Linked DNA regions of Homo sapiens: region 1 is linked to region 2. A link is a contact called in ENCODE Hi-C or POLR2A ChIA-PET data. All regions are on one chromosome and are shown on one strand. The core of a region is the stretch at or near the end of the contact, and the rest is flanking DNA. Distances in the headings are between cores, read along the strand shown. Region 1 overlaps LOC105374955 (a long non-coding RNA gene). Region 2 overlaps RNF144B (ring finger protein 144B).

Region 1 (6,903 bases), core at 3,951-6,450, 47 kb after region 2:
GTGCTGTGGCGTGATCACAGTGTTTGCCACCATGCCTGGCTAATTTTTAAATTTTTTGTAGAGATGGCATCTCACTGTCTCACTATGTTGCCCAGGCTGATCTTGAGCTCCTGGGCTCAAGCGATCCTCCTGCCTCAGCCTCCCAAACTTCTGGGATTACAGGTATGAGCCACCACACCTGGCCAGGAATGTGAGTTTTCTTGGGTCATAGCTTGGTAGAAAGGTGGTGAGGACCCCTGAGACTATGAGAGGGAGGATAGCAGGAAATACCTCTTGGATATTGAAACAAAGAAAACTGTTGATGACAAAAACAAACAAACAAAAAACAAAAAAAACCCCAGAATCCTCTAGGGCAGAAACTTTGAGAACAACACTGCCTAATACTCAATGGTAAGTTTTGTTTAGGAGCTGTACTCTTCTATTAAACCTAAGGTTTTAGTAAAAGTTTGTTCCATGAGGTAGTAGTGATAGTGTTACTTTGAGTGCTGAGAAGGAGGAGGGAAGGTGGTGGCCAAAGGTGTGGGAATGGGATTAGAAATCAGAGCAGTATCCACAGGAAGCAAAGTGAGAAGTAAGACTGAGAAATCAGCAACAGCAGGAATTTGGAGTGGTATGAACCAGGGGAACATGTCTCCTGGATGCCTGGAAAAATTAGGGAGGGTATTGGATGGAAGATGGCAGATAACTGTGAAAAGGGTGCCCTTAGGTAGACTTGGGGACATTTGGTTTATCTAACTGGGACATCCACACACACAATTGTGTGCAAAATGATCTGGCATCATGCAGTACATTGGATGAGGCTGTGCACTCCTGAACCATCTAAGTCCATGGTTGCACATTAAAATGTCATGTTGAGCTTTAGAAAATACTTTGCCCTGTCCCTTCCCAGAGAGTCTGCTCTAATTGATCAGAAGTGAATCCTAGACACTGAAGTTTTAAAAAAGATCTCAGGTGATTCCTAGTGTGCAGGTAGATTTGAGAAAAATCGACCAAATTGTAATTTTAAGGTGAGTTGCATCCAAGTGATTTTTACTCATTTCTAAGTTTATTTCAATTATAGAGACTGAAGGGTAATCTGGAAGGTATTGTCAGCAAAAGTAATTCCCAAGATAGGTTTATAAAACATCAAAAGTTTATACTCCAAACTATACAACATTTTAAAGCAATATGTGTCAGGGACATGAAGATATGAATAAAGCATTCAACCTAGAGTTTCATTTTGATTCAGACCAGCACTGTAATGAAAGTTTAATTTCCTTATCTGTCAAATAGAGCTAATCATGGTATCTGCCCAACCTCACAATTTTGGAACTAAACAATAAAGTAATAGATGCAAACCTATTTGATAGATTTAGAAAGTTTTATTTCTAATACTGTGGGGTATTGTTGTTTTTGTTTTTATGTAGTCCCAGTCATGAAAGATTGTATATGTGTGTATATATATGTACCTATACATATTTAAAGGTATATATGTATTTTAAAAATACCTAATTATATAAATATAACATATTTATAAATGTGTGTTATATATCAGGTATTTATATGTATACTGATAGGTACATTTATATACACAGAAATATATAAAATATATGTCTACATATACACATGTGTATGTATATGTATACAAGGTAGCCACTGGGCCTTTGGAAGCAAGGCCTTTGGAGCCTAAAGAGTGCTATGCCATGCACAGAGAAACCACTCAATCACAGGTGCTGATAATTCCCAGGACTACCACCAGCCTCGCCTTTGTGCTGACAAGACTTCCTGATACGTCCTCAAGGATGATCAAATGAACTTCATGACTTGTTTCTGTTTCTGCCCTTGGACGACTTCTGCGGAAATCATCTCTAGGTAAGGGATTGTTATAATTTAGGATCTTTGAGATGAAGGGCACCGCTTCATTGATTAGGGGGACACAAGATGGAAATAAAGATTTTATTACTTACAGGTACTGGAGGTTACACGTCATGCCCAGAGGGCACACACTGAAGGCAGGGAGCACACGAAGACAGAGAGAGAGAGAGGAATCCACGCACTAATGACTTTACTGGGTCCAGGGTGTTATCCAGGCAGGTCTCCAGTGGGAGTTTTACATGGTGGGTTTAGCGAGCAGGCATGAGTTCAGGAGGTCATGCTGCGATGAGCGGTGGTCGCTGTGACACATCTGCACAGTCTATGTGGGCTGTGGGAGTCAGCAGGGCCTGCCCAGCAGGCTATATCTAGCTGTCACTGGGCAGGGGGTCACCAGGAGGAAGTTGTATAAGGCAGATATCTAGATGGACCACACTGGGGGACTGGGTTTGGGAGTATAGAACTAGAAACTGCACCAAGAGTACCTAAGCCCTGCTTCTGGTATGAGAAAGTTAAATTTATATTCAAAATGCATGTTGAGGCAACATAGAATAAGAATTCACTTCAGGGATATAACCTGGAGGTTAGCATGGGGAATGGGATGCCCTGGAGAACCACGGCCACTTTCCCAGCTCTCAGACAAAAGCATTCACATGGATGTTATAGAGTTTCTTAGAAGGGCCACTGGCAGGAACGGCCCTCCCTGCGCCCCCGCGAAGCCCCCCTGGTGCCCCATGAGGAATGGCCCTTCTCAGTAGCTCTTTTCAATTCCTCTCCATCCCAGGTTACCTCTACGGCATTGAAATTCTCAGTGACAGAGAAGTTCTGGGCTCTTCATCCCTGTTTTGGGGCAGGGAATCTCTCTTTTGGCCTTGGGCTGTCCCTAGTAAGGAAGGAGCTCTAACAAGGCTTTTGTGTGTGTGTCAGAAGACGGCCCGCCCGGCAGGAGCACAGCAGCTCTGTTGTGGGCCCAAGAGGAAGCTCTGTAAGAACAGTCTAAGGGGAGGAACAGGGGTTGGTGGACGTGCTGCTAAGTCACATTAGGGGATTCCAGTAAACACAGGAAAAGAATGTGGTGGTTCCCCTTCTTGCACAACAGCCTAGAATGCACTTTCCATACAGTGCATCCTCAGGAAGGATTAAGAAATAAGGAATTAAGGACATGGTTTTAGGCCCTCATTTCTTTGCTTCTTAGAGCTCTTCTTTCCTCCCTTATCTTGGGGTTTTTCAAGGTATTCAAAGTCCAAGGTTGAAGCTGGGATTTAGGAAGGTCACTCTGGGTTTTGTTCAGCTCAAGGTACACCTTGTCTTAGGTATTCAAGGGAGTTCAAGAGAGGGCAGTGGCAATGGGCTGAGAGAACATCTACCTTCATCCTCATTCCCCTGTTGCCAGCAGCGAGATGACCAATGCTGGCTGTAGATATGGTTACCTTTGGTCCCCATGGAAGGTCTGCAGGCCTGGAGGTGCAGGTGTGGGACATCAGGGCACCCCCCTGGCACTACCATTTTGTTCTTCAGGGCTCCTTTTCCACAGCTTCTGGAAAGCTCTTAGTGTTAGAAGGGAATGGTCTTTGGACCACTGAGAGACAGAGGTCTGCATTGAAGTCTGAATCCTGCTTCTGGTTAGCCCTGGGACCTCAGGCCATTTCCGACATGTCATCCCCTCCCATTCCCCTGTTTACCTGTTGAATGGAAACACTCTGTCAATTATAAAGTATTACACAGAGTTAAAATATTATTGTTAAGATTTGGTGATTACATGGAGGTTAGCTTGATTTCTATTGAGCACATGTATATGTGGTGGGAGAAGAACTTCAACAGGGAGTTAAAGGTCAGAAAATGTAGTATATGTGCTGTGGAAGCGAGCACAAGTTCAGAAAATTTAAAAAGGCGGCTGCTGGCCAGGCGCGGTGACTCACGCCTGTAATCCTAGCACTTTGGGAGGCTGAGGCGGGTGGATCACATGAGGTCAGGAGTTTGAAACCAGCCTGGTCAACATGGTGAAACCCCGTCTCTACTAAAAATACAAAAATTAGCTGGGCATGGTGGCGGGCGCCTGTAATCCCACCTACTTGGGAAGCTGAGGCAGGAGAATCACTTGAACCCAGGAGGCAGAGGTTGCAATGAGCTGAGATTGTGCCACTGCACTCCAGCCTGGGCGACAGAGTAAGACTCTGTCTGAAAAAACAAAGATGCGGCTGCTGACAGGCATAGAGGGAAAAAAGAGCAGAGTGGATACTTTTCACAGAGTGTGATCAGTTATATAGACCAGAGGGAAGAAATTGGGGGACAGAAAGGGGGAAAAGCTATCTGGGCCTTAAGTTAAAATCTATGAGAGATGACTTTTTTAGTGGGAGGAGCTGGTGACTTAAAAACTCTCTCTGCCTACAGGGGCTCCCATTTGACTGTTAGAGACTTTTTCCTTTGGATGAAACATGGTTCTTTCACCACAATTCTCATTTAAAATATAGATATTTCTTGAAGGGGTAACATGTTAAGCTATCTGTTCCTTTTCCTGTTCATTTTCCTACTGACAGGGGCAGCCTGGGTAAAAGTGATGACACAGAATTATCTGGAAAGGGAAAATTGAAATCAGGATGTGGAACAGAGGACTTTAGAGACTCTTCTTCATCACTTTGCTTAGGTTTTAGTTTCACTGGGATTTGCTGAGAGGACAGGGAATGAGTGTCCCAGGGTGTCTGCCTGAGACTGGAATTGAGGAAGGGGTGAAATGTTAACCAGAGAGCTGGGAGGGCAAATCCCTGGTATCCAGAAGCTGAATAGCACTTCTGTTCCCTCACTGTATGCTATTGAGTGTGTTGGCCCAGCATGGTGGAAACACCGCATTCCCAGGCTGAGCACCTCATGCTTCTGCAGAGAAAATGCTTTTCCGCCTCAGCTTGTGTCACGCCAGATGCACTCTGATCTCAGAGGGAAATGTGTGCTACTGGTAATTAATAAATAACCTATCACAGTTTACAAAAACCTTTCAAATCCAGCACGGCATTTGGTTCTCATGTGTTCCTCTCAGGGTGCTAGATGAAATTCTGACTCTAATTCCTCTAGTAGATGAGGAAATGAGAACACGGAGTTTCTTAAGATTACTCACTTGGAAAGTCATGGAGTTACCCGGAAGCAATATGGCTCGCCCTTGCACCAAATCTCACTGTTGACAATGACGATGGTGGGTGCTTCTCTTACTAGAATATCAGTTTATTTCTCCAGCTCTTCTCTGAGGAAAATAATACCCCTGAGGACAAATTTGAGGCACTGTTATGTGAAATGCTGACTCCCTGAGAAGGAAGGGAACGTTGGAAGCCGAGAATGCTTGTGCAGTTCCTCTCATGCTGCAGTTTTCTGGTGCCATCTGCTGCTCTGTTCAAGTAATGGCAGACGAATGGCTCTTGGTTGAAGGAAGGCAATGGTTGTAGTGAAGTGCGTCTTTAGGGTAACAGAATTGAGTTTTTATCAAACTGGGGTGTGTGTAGGTCATTGTACTCATTTCAGTGGTTTATGAGGACTTTTTAAAAGTTGTCTTTTCCCAAAACACTAGGATTGCAAGGAAAGATCTGATGTGCAACTTATGGTATGCTATGCTATTAATTATATCAATGAATAGTTGCATGTTAAGAGAGATAGAGAGAAAGAACAATAATTCATTCCAAAGGAGGGAGCCCTCCAGTAGACTCTGAGCTATTTGAGGGTAAGAACCAACTTAGTTATCTTCGTACCACTAACCTACCAAGTGCCTGCCACCAGTTGTGGGCACCAGTGAAATATATGCTCATTCTGTCACTGATGGTACAATTTTGGGTACAGTGGCATATGCATGAGACTACGTACATCCGCCCTGGCCAGCAGTCTTCTCAGAACATGAGTGAGTTAGGGAATTCTTCTCTTATTTCCACAGAGGCAGGTAGCCTGAGCATGGGGGATATACACCTTTAAGAGACAAATACCAATCCAGTTCTTTACAAAGGACAGGGCTGGATTTTGTTTTTAGAGGCCAGTTAAGGAATGTGAAAAGATGACAGCATTTAATCCATAAAATGAAGAGAATGTGACATAATCCATTTGTAGGCCCCATTCTTAATATCCACAATTAGTATTAGAGACAGGGACTCTAGCCGAGGGATGGGGCAGGAATAGGTCCTAAGTTTAGGAAAGTTTCCAATGGGGCAGAGATTCCCAAGATATATCTCTTGCCTCTAATGAGAAGATACAGAAGGGAGACTTGGAAACAGTTTGTTCTTTGGACATCTTGCTCCTGCTAACCACCTGTGTAAGGCATCGCCAGGCGTCCCTAGCCCTAGATTTCACCCAGCTACTTCTTGTGGGCTGTGGGGAGGGTATGGAGCAGCATCTGCTAATGTGGAATCTAACATTCACGTAGAATGGCTTGAGGCCTTTCTGTTAGGAAGTGGGAGTATCTCCGAGGAGGCAGAGTCTACAAGCCTAAAATGAGAGTGAAGATATTTCCCCTTCATTTTATTTTTACACTTAATTCAGCAAACAGCTATGTGCATGAACAGGTGTGTGAGTTAAAATATGCCTTTACATGTGACTATTTAAAGGAAACTTAATTCTTTTGAAAAGCAAAGAATCTTTTTGCAAAGTAAATAATCATGACACAATTCAATTGATAATCTATGAGTTAGCTAGGATGTATTCATTAAAAGGTCTTTGTTGTTACCCACATTTTATATGTTTAAGGGAATATAGAAGGACATTTAGTCTTAGACCAATAAATGGATTAGCTGGTAAGTATTGAGGCAAAAATACATGTTCTTATTTATAAAATTATAAGATTATCTATACAAAATTATATAATATTAACATTATAAATATACATTATAAATTGGTTTCCAGATCAACTCTCCAAAATCAATTAAATCTATGATACAGATGAAATCATAACATTTGTAACTAAAACAAGTAAGAAGAATGCTGATAGAATGTTCAAAATTATAAAGGAGATAAAAATATTGAGTAGAAATATGTGTTTAGTTCTCGTTAAGATGTTTGAGTAAATGTTTGAGTATTAAAAACACA
Region 2 (6,240 bases), core at 3,111-5,610:
GGATTACAGGAGTGAGCCACTGTGCCTGGCCTATATATACATGTTTTTATAAAAATGTTTCATTTATACTCTTTCTGTCTGCTTTTTTTTTTTTTTTTTTTGAGATGGAGTCGCACTCTGTTGCCCAGGCTGGAGTACAGTGGCACGATCTTGGTTCACTGCAACCTCCGCCTCCCAGGTTCAAATGATTCTCCTGCCTCAGCCTCCCTAGTAGCTGGGATCACAGGCGCCCACCACCACATCTGGCTAATTTTTGTATTTTTAGTAGAGATGGGGTTTCACCATGTTGGCCAGGCTGATCTCGAACTCCTGCCTCAGGTGATCCACCCGCCTCAGCCTCCCAAAGTGCTGGGACTACAGGCATGAGCTACTGCACCCAGCCTGCTTTTTTTTTGTTTGTTTTTTTCTTACACTTAACATTATATCTTAGAGGTCTTTCCAAATTGTTATATTGATTTATTTTTTTTAAAAAAGCTATGTGGCGTTCAACTGTATGAATGTATATTATTTGCTCACCTACATAGAAACCTTATAGACATGGCATAGCATGTTAACTTTTTACAAAGGTGTATCAATTTTTATTGTACACAATGTTTTCTACAGGATACTGTATGTGGATGCATTTTTAAATTTCTACTTACATACACATTTCCATGTGCCTCACATTTAGAATGATAAAATCATTGGTTTGGAAAAGACTTTAAAAGTCATCTTGGACATGATGCTTTAATCTCGTTGATAAAATATCTACCACACAGGAGGAACAGTCCTTGTTTGAACTGGGTACTTGCTTGCTATTACCAGAAATAGCCACATCAGCTAAGATGCTTTCAGCTGCAAGGAACAGAATGCCTGCCTAAAAGTGACTTTAACAGCAAGGGCATTTCAGTACCTCACTCACAAGTCCAGAGGTAGGCTGTCATGGGTTTTGGTTAATTTATTAGGTTGGTAAAATTGCTGTTTTTGCCATGTTTTTAATGAAAACACAAATTATTTTTTACCAACCTAATAGCATCTCTGAATCATTTAGCTTTCCCTCATAGCTGCAAGATTGTTTTGATGATCCAAGCATCATAACCTCACACAGTTGGGTTCAAAGGCAGAAAAACAGAAAGGCCTTTCTTTCCTATGTATCAAGGTGGAGATCCAGTCCCAGAAGCCCCTTAGTGGACCTGCCTTTGCCTCTCATTGGCTAGAATCATGTCACATGTCCAAGACTTAGTTTCATGGAATTGTGGGAAAGAATATCTCTAGAATATTCAGATTTTATAGTGATAGGTCTTCATAAGGAAGGTTCAAGGGGGTTGGGAGAGATGTTGAATAGACGCTCTACAGAGTTGGCTAGAGTAGTCAATTTCCTTTTTGGATAGAGTCAAAATCTGTCTCTTAGTTACTCCACTAATGCTCTTAGTTAAGCTCTGTAAGCCATTCCTAAGGAATAAGGACTTCTAATGAAGGAAATGTGTAGAAAGCTGTAAAGTTTTCCTCCTTTTTCTTTTTCTACACTCCTTTGCATGGACCTTTATGTGCTGTCATAATAGTGAAAAATACGGAAGTTCAGTGTTTTCTCTGGCTCAAACTCTTTCCTTGCTTTCAACGGACTGTGCCATAGCTGCACTGCGCCATAGCTGCACTGCTTACTAAGGTCCTTTCTTTATAGTAATTCATCAAAACCTATAATTTCTCCTTTATTTATTTGTCTGTGCTTCCCTTTTGTCACCCCAGATACCTGAAATAATAAGCTGGTAGAAACAAGTCGGAACTTCTACCAAGTAGTTTTAATTGATTAGAGCTATGAGAACAAATTGCATCCTTGTATCTTTTTAAGGTGATCACTAGGGATGCTATAAATTTTAACAGTAATATGTGTTTTAAGTTTCCTTTTCCCTTATTTTTCCTTCTTTTTCATCAAACTTTTAAAAGATCTCTGATTTAGAAGGGAAGCGAAGTAGATATTTGATATGGGAGTCTTTCACTCTAAGTTACATACTAACCTTCATTTCTTTGGGCTTAGTATTTGTGAAGCGGTTGTAATAGATTGGAAGAAAATATTAAATGGTGTAGAAATAAAAGACCAAGGCCTTGGATCCTATGTGTGCCACTGTTTCCTTGACTTCTTAAGGTTTTAGTGATCTTGGAGGGTCCATCTCTGTTGGGGTCTGAGCATCTGTGAATTATAGAATTTCCTCCTTGTGATTGCATTTGTGTGAAGGGTTCACTGTTCTTTGACCCCCACCCTCCAGAATTCCTAGATAAGACCATATATTTAAGGATGCAATTTTTGAATGAAAACTTATAACAAGATAGATCCAATTATTTCATTTCTAGGCGAGACATTAGTGGAGACAGTATTTTATTGGAACATTTCAGACTTTCTCCTTGATATTGAATGTGTAAAATTATTAACTGTAAAAACTAAATTCCTACTTAATACCTTTATTTTCTTTTTGCACCATCCTTTGGATTTGTTTGCCTCCTGTGTGTACATTTCTAGGAATCATGAGCCCTAGGACGTTTAAAACTAGAATGTTGTCAATTCAAATTTTGCAAAATACCTGAGTTCAGAGAAAAAAGGGGTACTCTACCCCTCAAATAACATCATTTTTTACATGGTATGTTCCCTTAAAGGTCATAGTATATGGAAAGAACATGGGGTCTGCTACTGAATAAAAAAGAGATACCAAGCAAGATTTGCAAACACTTAAATAGATGGCTGTCAGTTCTCCAACTCTATCTTCTTTCCTGTATGTCATATGGAACTAGCCAATGTGTTATGACTAGCTATTATAATGGTCTGTGAAAGTCTCTCTGCCTTTTGTTTCTAGAACATGTGGGGGTTTTTTTTGTTTGTTTTTTGTTTTTGTTTTTTTTGTTTTGTTTTTTTTGAGACGGAGTCTTGCTCTGTTGCCCAGGCTGGAGTGCAGTGGTGCGATCTCAGCTCACTGCAACCTCTGCCTCCCGGGTTCACGCCATTCTCCTGCCTCAGCCTGCCAAGTAGCTGGGACTACAGGCACCCGCCACCATGCCCGGCTAATTTTTTGTATTTTTAGTAGAGATGGTGTTTCACCCTGTTAGCCAGGATGGTCTTGATCTCCTAACCTTGTGATCCGCCTACCTCAGCCTCCCAAAGTGCTGGGATTACAGGCGTGAGCCACAGTGCCCGGCCCACATGTGGGTCTTTCACACATTGTCCCTAAGTTGCACATTGGTAGGGAGCAGAATATCCAAACTGACAGGTAATCCAACTTCTTGGCTAAGCCACACCAGATACTGTTTAATCCCTAAACTATTTGATTATTTTCTTCCTTGTTCTTTAATTTCCTGGGAATGTGGAAGAAACCTCACTATCTGTTTCTCAGTGCCTGAAAGGACAAAGTCTTTTTGGAAAAATATCTTATTAAAAATTTGCTTTTTATGTCCAATTCTCTTCCAAGATAGTGCCCAAATAATTGTAGAAGGGATTTGAGATTTTTGCCTATTTTACGTGCTCAAAGGTGGGAAATATTCTAAAAGTCTTGTGAATTTTGTTTACAGAGAACACTTTTTATCTGTTCATAAAGGCAATGGTAAGCTATTCTGTTAGTACCTACTTTGAGAAATGTGGCAGGGCTTAGCGACCTTGTAAATGATAGGTTTGGATCCATTATGAAGACTAATAGTAGAAATCCTCACCCTTGTTGTATTATACTTCCATAAATGTCAGTTTAAAAAAGAGGGTAAATGGGGCAGGTGTGGTGGCTCATGCCTGTAAAATCCCAGCACTTTGGGAGGCCAAGGTAGGCAGATCACCTGGGGTCAGGAATTCGAGATCAGCCTGGCCAACAAGGTGAAACCTGTCTCTACTAAAAATACAAAAATGAGCCAGGCGTGATGGTGCGCACCTGTAGTCCCAGCTACTCGGGAGGCTGAGGCAGAAGAATCGGTTGAACCCAGGAGGGGAGGTTGCAGTGAGCTGAAATCATGCCACTGTACTCCAGCCTGGGCGACAGAGTGAGACTCTGGTTCCAAATAAATTAAATAAATAAGAGGGCAAATGAAGGTGAGAAAGACTCAAACATGAATCGGGCAGACCATCACATTTTCTTTCTTTACACTTTAGAAGTTCATCTGGACCCCTACCGAACATGGTGTCCTGTTGCAGACTGTCAGACAGTGTGCCCTGTTGCCTCGAGTGACCCAGGACAGCCTGTGCTGGTGGAATGCCCTTCTTGCCACCTGAAATTCTGCTCGTGTTGCAAGGATGCTTGGCATGCAGAGGTCTCCTGTAGAGACAGTCAGCCTATTGTCCTGCCAACAGAGCACCGGTAAGAAAGGAAACTTTGTCTTTGGGATTATTCACTAGTTTTCTTAGAAATTCAACATACCTTACGTGTAGAAGGAGTTACGTTGTGATGGCGTTTAGAGATTGGTTATTTTCCTGCAGAACTTCCCTGAGAAGTGTCTCAGAATTGGTAAGTTGCCAACAAAAAAGCATTTCTAGTTGTTTGCCCCAGAGGAATCTTCCAGATATTGCTGGAATTAAAGTTTGTATGAGTTTTGCTTTCTCTTTAGGTAGTGAGGCACCGTGGTCTACTGGTTCTCAGTAGGAAATCATGACTTGTTCCCGCTCTTTGCTCAGATACAGTATCTGCCTGTATTGGTATATATCATTCTTGTTGCTTGCAAAATGAGAAAAGAAATTTTCTTACCTGACTAAATTGCCAGCTCATGATGTGTGACAGTCATATTAGAAAGAACACAACAATAGAAACAACGGTCCTAAATTCTTTCAGCACGTAGAAAGGAGGGTTCTCTCATGATATTTTATGCTCTGTAAAGGTTGAGATTTTATCGTGATAGGAAGCAATTAAATCTGTACCTTTTTAGTACAGCGGGTTTTTTTTTGTTTTGTTTTGTTTTTGAGACAGAGTCTTGCTCTGTTGCCTAGACTGGAGTTCAGTGGCACGATCTCGGCTCACTGCAACCACTGCCTCCTGGGTTCAAGCGATTCTCCTGCCTCAGCCTCCCGATTAGCTGGGATTGCAGGCACTTGCCACCACGCCTGGCTAATTTTTCTATTTTTAGTAGAGATGGGGTTTCACCATATTGGCCAGGCTGGTCTTGAAATCCTGACCTCAAGTGATCCACCCGCCTAGGCCTCCCAAAGTGCTAGGATTACAGACATAAGCCACCACACTTGGGCGATACAGAGGGTTTTTATGGCAACAGCAGTGCCCAGAGTGAGAGACCTCTGTGTTTCATTCCTGCTTTGCTTGAGGCTATCGTTGTTCTGCATCAGCAAGAACAAAATACGAGTGTTGTAATCCCATTGGCTTAATCACACAGTGCACCCAGAATGTGTAGAACCAGGCTTCATGAATAGTAATGCTACTTGGCTACGATGCTGTGCTTGAATCTCAGAACAAACAAATGGAGAGGAATAGAGAAGCTAATACACATGGCAGGCATGTGCCCTCTTAGCCGGATTCAAACCACTGTTGCCTACATTTTCGTGGCCATAGCAGGAAGCTCCGTGGGTATCACAGGGCAACGTAAAGAACTCAGAGGATAGGAGGATTTGCATTCTGACATTGTCACTCGGTATCTGTGTGTCTCATAGAAGCCACTCAGCCTCTGTGAGTCTGTTTCCCTATCTGAAAATAAGGGAATTAAGATACAAGTTGAGCATCCCTTATCCAAAATACTTGGGATAAGAAGTGTTTCAGATCTCAGTGTTTTCAGATTTTGAAATATTTTCATGATATGTTTATTGGTTAAGCATCCTTACTCTGAATACCAGGAGTCAGAAAGGCTTCAATGAGCATTTCCTTTGTCATGTTGGCACTCAAAAAGTTTCAGATTTTGGAGCATTTTGGATTTCAAATTGTGGACTAGGGATGCTCAACCTGTAATAACTGTCTTATGACAATATGAGGTTATTGTTCATACGAAGTCTGATAATAGATTTGACAACACTCTGTGAGTTGGATATCTCTGTGTGCTGGGTGGTGGTTTTGATGGGCAGTAGCTAAAGTGTTACATGGTGCTATCGCTCACTCCAATTCCTGTTGCTTATTTTCTGTGCCCCTTGGGGCTGTGAGCCTGTATTGGTCTATTCGTCTGTTTGGAGAAGGTCTTTTGAAAGTATTTGACATTATTTTAAAGTGTTTATATTTGAGAACCCCTTCTCCATTTGTCTAATGAACAGACCATTAGATAGATTATATACGCCCAGTTTGGACCCTGACCTAGTTTCTCTGC

The links. A loop is a pair of places that touch in the nucleus more often than their neighbours do. ChIA-PET counts read pairs that join two places held with the same protein, here RNA polymerase II (POLR2A). Pooled maps may share reads with other maps.
Region 1: a loop to region 2 is called in a map of posterior vena cava, with 2.3 times the contacts of the local background. The contact joins two enhancer-like sites. A Hi-C loop is called at or near these places in 5 of 168 maps with a recorded cell type or tissue (CD4-positive, alpha-beta memory T cell, PC-9, esophagus muscularis mucosa and 2 more), 1 of 37 single-sample maps with no recorded cell type and 2 of 50 pooled maps. POLR2A ChIA-PET finds 5 or more read pairs at or near these places in 1 of 52 experiments (activated CD4-positive, alpha-beta T cell).

The regions. Positions count from the first base shown.
Region 1 is chr6:18,498,956-18,505,858 of GRCh38, forward strand. LOC105374955 (a long non-coding RNA gene) reads left to right here. Exons shown (of 4, transcript XR_926549.3): 2 at 1,710-1,851. Among named protein-coding and RNA genes, the nearest start is that of MIR548A1HG, 20 kb to the right of the region's middle. Within about 2 kb of position 5,201, at least 17 of the 41 ENCODE cell types and tissues checked have a DNase peak (open chromatin) inside an H3K27ac peak, as active enhancers do.
Region 2 is chr6:18,453,056-18,459,295 of GRCh38, forward strand. It overlaps RNF144B (ring finger protein 144B), which reads left to right. Exons shown (of 8, transcript NM_182757.4): 5 at 4,100-4,304. Among named protein-coding and RNA genes, the nearest start is that of MIR548A1HG, 67 kb to the right of the region's middle. Within about 2 kb of position 4,361, at least 4 of the 41 ENCODE cell types and tissues checked have a DNase peak (open chromatin) inside an H3K27ac peak, as active enhancers do.